Linked DNA regions of Homo sapiens: region 2 is linked to region 1. Evidence: read pairs that join two places in POLR2A ChIA-PET (ENCODE). Cell type or tissue: K562. All regions are shown on one strand.

What was found. ChIA-PET counts read pairs that join two places held together with the same protein. Peaks named below come from ENCODE experiments on the same cell type or tissue, not always from the same donor. Only the 100,000 strongest peaks of a DNase experiment are listed, where the experiment ranks them.
Region 2: POLR2A ChIA-PET joins it to region 1 with 9 read pairs; 2 of 35 experiments call an interaction of 5 or more read pairs at or near these places.

Annotation. Positions count from the first base shown.
Region 1 is chr12:54,546,677-54,551,676 of GRCh38, reverse strand. NCKAP1L (NCK associated protein 1 like) reads right to left here. Exons shown (of 31, transcript NM_005337.5): 31 at 3,434-5,000. PDE1B (phosphodiesterase 1B) reads right to left here and starts at 2,076. Exons shown (of 16, transcript NM_000924.4): 1 at 1,905-2,076; 2 at 1,692-1,817. The coding sequence starts at 1,804. RefSeq lists enhancers at 898-1,526, 4,674-5,000 and a silencer at 2,092-2,151. In K562, no CTCF peak of the experiment used is centred here; a DNase peak (open chromatin) is centred at 2,146; H3K4me3 peaks cover 482 bases; H3K27me3 peaks cover 2,164 bases.
Region 2 is chr12:54,648,974-54,653,973 of GRCh38, reverse strand. No RefSeq gene overlaps it. Among named protein-coding and RNA genes, the nearest start is that of DCD, 3.1 kb to the right of the region's middle. In K562, no CTCF peak of the experiment used is centred here; no DNase peak of the experiment used is centred here; H3K27me3 peaks cover 395 bases.

The DNA.
Region 1 (5,000 bases):
AAACTAGTAATACCCACTCTTTCGCAGGGCCCTGTTACCTGGAATACAGGCAAGGTAAGTATGATGAGCCACTAGTGTTAGGGGAGCCATCCTGAATTCTCCCATTTATGGACCTGGGGCCCTTCTTTACCTTTCAACTACTTCCTTATCTGCCCCTTTCCCCAGCTCATTTACCATTAACGCAGCGTCATTTTCTATCAAGAATCACACAGTGCTCCTCCCAACAAAAATCAGTTCAATCTGGTTTTCCATTTCTTCATCCCAGAACTCATTCCAAGGCTGTGCTTCATAGAGCCCAGCAAATTGGATTGGCCAGAGGCAGCCAAGGAGGAGGACTGAGAAGTACATTTGGATTCCAAGCCTTGTTGCCCACTATGCCTCAGTTCTCCCTAACGCCTCTCCAAGTAGCTAGTGTATAAATCAGACCCATCTGCCATAAAAAGGTGTCATCTTATCACCATAGGTGAAGTATTTAAAGAACAATACAACATAAGCATCTATCCATCCCCTACCCCCATCTCTCCCTCTCCCAGAACCCAGAAATAGAAAGCTTCGGTGCTCACTATGGAGAACATTGAGGAGGAACTGGGTTCAGGGCTATGTTTACTGTGTTTCCTCTCTAAACATCCATAGTCTCCTATCTGTTTCCTCTTTCCTGGGGCCATGGATTCATCTCGGAGAGAGGGACATCTTCTCTTGTTCCCTGATTAAGAATCAACAGACTGCGGAGATTTCCCAATGGCAGCAGCTGACTGGGAGATAAACATGGTGCATGGCTTGTCTTTGACCCAATCCTCTTTTTTTTCTAAGGAGCAGGGGAAAAGTTCCTTTCCTCCCCTGGGACTGGAGTATCAGATACCTGAGTTCTTCCTTCCCCCATTTATTCCTCCCCACATGCCCTGGTACTGCAACAATAGGAAAAGATGCCCAAATGTGCTTGGAGATCCTGGAAGACCCTATATAAACAAAAAGCCTCTGATTAAGCCAGTTACCTTGCCTTTGTCAATCAATATTTCTTCACCATCATCACCTCCTTCAGCTTCCAGGTGGGGGCTCCAACCCCCCCTCCAGATTCCACGTGGGTCCCCTCATCATTAATACATAGAGTGAGTTTCCAGGCCCCAAGAGATGAGCAGCTCAGGCATGGGGTAACCCCCACCCCACTTCCTGTGCATGAGGCAGAAACTACCAATCCCAACTGAGATACATATGACCCACAGGTTGGCACAAGTATTCCCATGCAGTAGATCTACAGCTGTGTGCAATCACTCCACATACCTCTGTGACCCACGCTCACTCATGCACACACATGTCATGTGGCTCACATCTGCACAACTCTGCACATGGATATGTGTGAGTCAGCCTGGCACCTCTACTGCCCTCCTGCAGCCCTGCCACACTGCATATACTGTGCTGCCTCTAGGCGCTGCGTGTGTCAGCCTGGGGTCCACAGGCACAGGCACATCGTTACCTTTGCAACTCCTAAGCCCGCTCCAACTGGCCAGCTTGCTCCGCACATGCCTTGCACATGTGGCCTGGCCACGCGTGTCAGGGCCGTGCTTCCTCGCACCTGCCAACATCTGTGCCAAAGAGAATCTACCAGCCCACAGCCCTGCTCCAGTTATCCCCCCTCCTCCTCCCGCTCAGGCTCCCTAAGGTCCCTTCCCCCCATTCCCGGGCCGGGGACTTACAGAGACCGAAGCTTAATCCACATCTTCTTGCTGGGGGCTGACTTCAGCTCCAGGGGTGACGGGCAATCCGACTCCTCCAGCATCTCCGGAGGACTGCGGGGGGACAGCTCCATGCTCAGCCACGGTCTACGGAACAGAAGGAGGAGACAGCACCTCGGCTCAGCTTCAGCCCCAGCCGAGAGACCCTCACCCCCCATCCCAGGCCCTTCCCACCTGCGGCTGGCGTGGACCAGCCAGGCCGGTGTCTCTAGGCTCGGCCCAAGCTGGCAGAGCTGCAGCTCCTGCGGCTCCTCCTCTCCCGCTGCCCAGCCGAGCTTTGGGCTCCCAGTCCAAGCTCTCCGCACCGCCGCTGCTGCTGCCGCTACCGCCGCCGCCGCCGCGCGCTGCCAGAGCCGCCTCCTCGCCTCTCTCCTCCTCCCCCGGCCGGGTTCCCCCCTCCCTCTGCTCTCCCTCCCTTCTCCTCAGCCTGCCCGCCAGTCTCTCACTCCTCACAGCCACTCCTCCCCCTCCCAAAGGAACGATTGGAAGCCGGGGGCACACACAGACAGAAGCGCCCAAGGGCGAGCGCACGCACACAGGCGCCGGGGACGAGTGGCTGCGTGTGCCCTGTACTGGCGGATGTGAGTGCGTGTTTACAGAGTGCAGCGGAGGCGGCGGGCTGGACTTCGGTGTGGGTGGTTGTGTGGGTTCTCTCCGTGTGTTTTGAGTTTCTGTGTATGTGGTTGTGGTTCCATGTATCCACGTGTGCCTAGCTGCCTGCGTGTCCCATGTCTGAGTGCGGGGTAGGGGATGAGCACACATCTTTCCCTGCTAGATCTGGACTCGGAACCCAGTCGGACCAGACCCCACCTGTGCTCCTGTCTTGGAAAAGTTCAGGGTGTGCCCTGAGCTGTGATGGCATCCCACACTTGGCCTCGGGTCCCTCAGCTTGATCTTCCCCACCTGTCTCCAAGACTGTGGCCTTCTCCATGGTACTTCTGCCTGCCCGCCTAGCAGATAGGAATTTCTTCCAAGTTCAAAGCTCTCCAGAGCAGGCATCTTTTTTTTTTTTTTTTTTTTTTTTTTTTTTTTTGAGAAGGAGTCTGTGTCGCCCAGGCTGCAGTGCAGTGGCGCGATCTCGGCTCACTGCAACCTCTGCCTCCCCAGTTCCAGCGATTCTCCTGCCTCAGCCTCCTGGAGTAGCTGGGACTACAGGCGCGGGCCACCACGCCGGCTAATTTTTGTATTTTTTAGTAGAGATGGGGTTTCACTATATTGGCCAGGCTGGTCTCCAACTCCTGACCTCGTGATCCGCCCACGTCGGCCTCCCAAAGTGGTGGGATTACAGGTGTGAGCCACCGCACCCAGCTTAACATCTTCTTCTTTGACTAGGTAATAACTCTACACAGCCAGGAAAGCATTCCTGATATCAAAACCCCTCCTGAAGCACTTCCAGCTCATTTTTTCTGTTCTGTCTTCAGAGAAAGAAATCTAGGAGCTAAAGGCCCAGCACAAAACAGCCTAGCTGGTTAATAAACATTTGTGGAAGGAGTGAACTGGAATTTGAACTCAAGACCTTGTAAAAGGGCAAAGCCTCCTCCATCCAACCGAGTCCTACCTAGGACTCTTGCAGGAACCACCTCTCTTGCTCCATATTGTTCTCTCCCTTAATGACCACCTGCTTTGGCATTGGGGAAACTCCTATGTCAACAGAAAGTGGAGATATATTCACTAACTACTGAATCCAAAACAGGCCACTAATCCAGGATCCCAGAATGTGAATTTTAATTTCAAAAAATTCTGGAGGTTGGAAGGAGGAGTGATCAGGAGAAGGTATTTACTCTGTTCTAAATACTGAGTGGAGGCTCCTCCTCTCCCAGTCAGAGAAGGAGAAAAGAAGTGAAATGGAAGGGCGAAGAAGCGGATGAACTGTCACAGCTAAGACTCCTAACATAAAAGAATTGCCAAGTTAGGTCAGCATTTAGATTCAGCAGAAGTATCAGCAGAACCAGCTCCCAGAAAGTACAGAGGCAGAAAGAGATGGCAGAGTCAGAGATGGAGAAAAAAGTGGAAATAATAAGGGACTTCCCACCCTCTGTCCATCTACCTTTAGCACACATCCCTTGGCTTTTCCCCAGACCCAGCCAAGAAATGGCTGCATCTGAGACCCTAGTCACACTCCTACACAGTCCATTTCTGAAAATTTGGGAGCAATCTCCTCCTTATCAACTGAAAATGAAATGGGCTGGAAACTACAAAAGAATTGCAAATTAGGATGGTGCTAAAGAGCTCTAATTAGTAAATTAGGATTAGAGCTAAGGAGTTTCCAAATTTAGGCAGGTCTTTAAACTAGAATAGGTGGGAAAGAGGCAAGACATACATCCAGAGGGCTCTCTCAACATTTCTTGTTAACACAGTGTCACATCCTGCTCTCCCAAGACCCCCTGCTCCTGATTCATTTTAAGGCTAATTCACACACACACACACACACACACACACACACGCACACACACACAAAGTTATTCGTGAAAGAGACATTAGAGTTCATCCACTCTAATTCCCTTCATTTAATAAATGGGAAAACTTCATAGACAACACAGTTTGATGGAAAAAGTAAAAATAAAAATAAATGAGAACTAAACTAACCCAGAAAAATTATAGGGTCTCACAGAGAGTAAGTGATAAAACCAGAGCCAAGTCTATCAGCCTTTTTCACTCTGTGGCTCCTTTCACTTTCTTTAGTCACCAGTCCTGGTGTTTAGTCTCAACCTCATTCCTCTTGTTGCAATACAATCCCATTTCTACCTTGCTGCGTCTCTAAACAGATAAGAATTGGGTATACTTGTTCCACTCTGAGGCTCAAAAGACAACTATTCTCTCCCTGTCTTTTCCTCTTGTCCTCATCCCCCACCTTTCCCAGGCTCCTTCTCATTCCTCTCCTTTTCAGCTTCTAAACTGCCCCCTACCCCTAGGAGGCTCTGCCTCCTCACTCCCCTAACCCCACAATCCTTTCCAACAAGCTTTGAGTTTGATAGAAACCAAAAATGATGCTTTGGCAGTAGGTGACGGATGGATGTGATCTGCCTCCTACGGGAATGCTATTTAAAGGGGCAGCCTCACAATCCTCTCCTTCCAAAGTGACAAGAGAAAAGTCTGCTCCTCAATCTCTCCAGAGCTGCAAACTCAGCTCAAGTTAACTTCTGACTTCCTCAACCTGCAACCTGGCCTGCTGCTCCTGCTTCCTATTCAAGTGGGAGGGAGAGTACTTGACAACTCATTGAGGTGTGGGGGCTGAAGGGGGATTCATCTTCATCTCCTTTGATGACAGGT
Region 2 (5,000 bases), 100 kb before region 1:
CCTCCCTCTGTGTTCCACATTCCCCACCCCACTGTCTAGGATAGGACACTGTACCCAGATAGGGAAGAATGAAGAACAGGGGAAGAACATGCAGAACAGGAGAAGGGGCAGATTAGCACCCCAGCAAGCACCAGGGTCTACAACCAGGTGTCCACGGACAATTGCCCCCTCAAGGAAGCCAGAGAACTGGAGTGTTTTTCTTTAACCACATCCAGGAGAAAAGGAATTGCAGTCTTCTGGGTACCATCCCTGCCCCCATTCCCATCCCATGCCTCCCTCTCCATAATGAGTAACAGGCTAAGCTTGGTAATGAATATTACAGACTTGTTTTAAATTCATGAAAAGCATCTTTTTTAAGTGTTGGGGGAAAAAAGGTATTTACCTTACAGGCCTCTGCTCCCTCCCCACAATTCCTGGGAGTACCTCCTCCTTTCTTTCCTGAGGCCCAGGTAGGGAAGGGAGGCAAGGAGGAGTACCGAGAAACTGCTCCTTGGCAGTGCTGATTGCAGAACCCTGAGGTTCCTCCTCCTGGAATCTCCTCCTGGAAAATACTTGTGCAAATAGCAAGAACTGTTCCTGAGGGCTGTGTAATGATCTGTCCGAGATGACGTTCCTACTGAGAAGGGAGCATCGCCCTCTGCCTTCATGTACCTCCCACTCAAATGTGCGTGCGCACACACACACACACACGCACACACATGCACACACATGTGCCCTCCCCATACTCAAGCCTCTCCATCTCCGGCCCTATCACTCACTTGATTTCAGATCTTCAGGAATGGAGCACTTCCTCTCCCTCACTTTCCTGACCATAATGCCCCTGAGTGCTTCCTCTAACGTTTCCCCTCTTCTCAACATCCCTGAACTGCTTCAGACCTTCATTTTTCCCTTCTAGGTACTCCTTTATGGGTCATATTAATATCGAATTATTTAGCATAACTTTATTTCCAAGCCGAGACTATGAGCTCCATGAGGGTGGATACCAACTCATACTTATCCCTCAGATGCCAGTACCCAGTACCTGCAAAATGAATGAAGCCCCTGCCTACCTTTCTCTGAATTCTCCTTGCCCTGCACAGATCTCCACTGCCCACCTTTGATATTAGACTTAATTCACCTCCTGACTCCCAACTCTTAACCACATTATTCCCACACTGGACTTCTGAACCTACCTGACCTTTTCTTTCTGAGGAACCAGCTGGAAGACATCAGTTAAACAGAAACGGATTCTGTCCAAAGGCAAGTATTCCCCATATCTTAATCTTTCTTCTGGGCCCTTCCTGGGGAATCACTCGATGAAGTGCATGAAAATTGAAGGCCCAGTGCTGACTCTTTTCACCACGGAACACCAAAGAGACTCTCCACACCTTTGAAAACATGCAAGCTCTCTTTCCTGACCCAAGGATGCTTCTATGGCCTGAATTGTCAGGTTTCTACAGGCATAAGCCCACATTACAAGACAGAGAAAGAAAGCTATCAAGCTAGGGTTGAATAAACCCCACAGATATTCCAGCAATGAGTGCATTAAATTGAGAAACTGAAGCGAGAGGATCGCTTGAGCCCAGAAGTTTGAGGGTGCAGTGAGCTATGATGGCATCTCTACACTCCAGCCTGGATCACAGAGCAAGATCCTGTCTCTTAAAATAAAAAAAGAGTGTATTTAAAAAGCAGTTCAGCTTGCCTCTAGGAGCTGGGGCAGGTATCACCTGGGAAAAGGCAGGAGGAAATTTTCTGGGTTACTGGTAATGCTTCATATCTTGATTGGAGTCTGGGTTACATCAGTAGATGCATTTGACAAGACGAAAAAATACAGTTAATATGTATGTTTCATTGTATAGTTTCATTGTATGTAAGTTTTACCTCAAAGAAAAAAACTACAAACAAATATTAAATAGTTTCTTAAAAAGCAGCTTGGCATATCTCTTTCCAACAGATTAATGTTATTAGTCTAATCTAAGCTTTATCCACCAGTCCACATCTCTTGCCCAAATTCTGAAGGTTTCTAGCCCCACTCACTTGTAGGTTTCTAGCTGCACTTCACCAAAAGTTACTGCATTCTAACTGTGTGTCTGGCATCCTCACTGGGGCTGGGGTGCACAGACAAATTAAACATGGTCCTGCACTGCACAGCTGAAGTCTAGTGTGGAAAACCAAGCACTAAACAGACAATCCCAATACCATCGAGGTGATGCACAGATAAAGAGAAGAGCAAGGGGCTGGTGGAAGTGCATAGCCCAGAACTCTGACTTCACTTTGGTGGGGAGAGGAAGGAAGACAAGAAGAATGCCCAGAAAATCTTCCAGGGGCTGGGCCCACTGGCTCAAGCCTGTAACTGCAGCACTTTGGGAGCCGAGGTGAGCGGATCACGAGGTCAAGACATCGAGACCATCAAGACCATCCTGGCCAACATGGTGAAACCCCATCTCTACTAAAACTACAAAAATTAGCCAGGGGTGGTGGTGGGTGCCTGTAGTCCCAGCTACTTGAGAGGCTGAGGCAGGAGAATCGCTTGAACCTGGGAGGCGGAGGTTGCAATGAGCTGAGATTGCACCACTGCACTCCAGCCTGGTGACAGAGCGTGACTCCGTCTCAAGAAAAAAGAAAAGAAAAAAAGAAAATCTTCCAGGAAGAAGGTATTTCTGATCTGAATCTTAAAGGATGAGTAGGAAAAAGCTCTGTCATCTAATCGTAGGAGGGCATTAAAGACAATACACGGAGGAAAATACGTGAAGAGGCAGAAGCAAGAAAAAATTAAATCTATGCAAGAAACTGAAAGAAATTTAATGTGACTGAGGCAGAGTCTTGATGAGGGAATGAGAAGGGTTGAAACTGAAGGGACGGACAGAAGCCAGCTCATGAAAGATGGTGTGTGCTCTGCACATAGTTTGTCTACTATAAATCACTTAGACAGCTGGGAGTTTGAACTTGAGACTGTCAGAGGGAAAACCATTTGTGAAGCTGTTTCTTCAGTGAACATAAAAAATGGCAAGGCCCCCAGGCAGAGGCTTCTGAGCCAGAGCCCTGGGATTGACAAAGAGGCAGAACTTCATAGACCCCGGTGTCCTTGTACATAGGGGGCCAAGAGGAGGAAAAATGTAAAATTACTCTCAGATCTCTATTTAGATAACTGGGTGAATGTCAATACTGTTAATCAGAATGGAAAATGGTGCAGGAGGAGGAGCAGGTGATGGGGAAGATGTGGGGAACGTAGGTGAGGCCAGTTGCAACCCCTAGGGTTCATCAGTGCATTACTGCCCATCCATTAGTGGATATTAGTGTTCAGGAGAGAGGTCTGGGCCGGAATGAAGATGTGGGAGCCAGGAAGTGTGACTCCAAGAATGAGTCACACAGGAGAGTTTGTAAGAGGAGAGAAGAAAAAGGCTAAGAATAGAACACTGGAGAATATCAAAGGGGCAGGCAAGGTGAGTCAAAGTGGGACTGAAGGGTGGCCCAAAAAAGGAGAGAAAGAAAGAAAACCCCAGCACCTCAAAAGATGAGTGGCTCTAACAGTGTCAGAGCCCACCGAGATCAGATAAGATAAAGGCTGAAAAGTGGCGACTGTATCCGAGTACCTTGGCAAGGATGTATCTCGGTTCCAGGGATGGTGGTGCAAACATTACAGGGTGATAAGAACATAAAGCAAAACACGGATGTTGAGGCCAAAAAAAAAATGGAGTTGTTTTCAAAAAGCTTGGTTGCAGAAGGATTGGAAAGAAGCTAGATAGGGAGAGTATAAAGGGAACATTTTGCTTATTTTTAAGATGTCTGTATGTTGAAGGAAAAAAGCCAAGAAAGTCTCACAATGAACCACACAACAGGAGAGATGGTGAGAGCTCAGATGGACTGAGTTCCCATGGAGGTGAGAGGTAGACATCCAGAGAACAGGGAAGAGCCCCAGAAAGTTGACCCAGAAAGTGGATCTGAGCTATTCCTGTTCGAATTTCACAAGTACCCTGGGTCACACTGTGGAGATGAGAGTCAGAGAGATTATGTGACATGCCAAAATCATTCAGCCTCTAAGTGGTGGAGCACAACTTTGCTTCAATCCCATAGGCTAGGAAGAGCATGCTTTGTCTACCAGGACAGAGTCCCCTGCTACCATCAATTGTCCCTTCATCTGTCTGAGATCCTTGCCTACTGTGTATCCCCTCAAGGCAAGACCACAGTCTACTCATCTTTATCTGTCTGGGTCCAACACGGTGTCTGGCACAGACAGAGCACCTCAGGAAACAAATCTCAGTCCATTTTCACCAAGGTCCCAGGAACAGGGCAAGGGCAGGCTCCACTCCGTGGAGAGAAGACATCTCAAGGAAGTAACTGGCTTTGTGAGGAGCAGAAACTAAGGTTCCAAGTTATCCTCAGCTCCCCAGCTTGGGTCTGGAATAGATGGAGGAGGGAGCTGACCAGTTTTGACACATGTATTCCTCACACGAAACCTGTAGGATTAAAATGATCATTTCTCACCATCAAATGCAAAACAGCTGAAGTGGAACACAAGAGCTGGAGTCAATAATACTGTATTGAATTTGGGATTTTTGCTGGAAGAGCAGATTTTGGGTGCTCTTACACATACACACACACACACACACACACATACAGAGAGACACACACACAAAAGGCTAATTATGTAAAATCATGGATGTGTTCATTTGCTTGATTATAGTAACCATTTCACTAAATACATGTATATCAAAACTTCATGTTACACCTTAAATATTACCATAAAATAAAAGAAGAAAGAAAAACAATTGAAGTGGGGCAGGTAAATTGCCTCTCTGAAGGCCACACAGCTAGTAAACAACAAAATCGAGTCATAAACCCACATCTCCAGGACTTTCTGCCATTTCGAAGAAAACACAAGTCCGCAGGAAGGGATTCTGAGGCAGAGAGAAGCACCTTTGGATTCTCCACTTCTCTGGATTATCCACACCACTGGCCTCCCTCCCCTATATGAAGGGCAAACTGGGAACTGACTTCATATTCTGGTTAACTTACCAGGA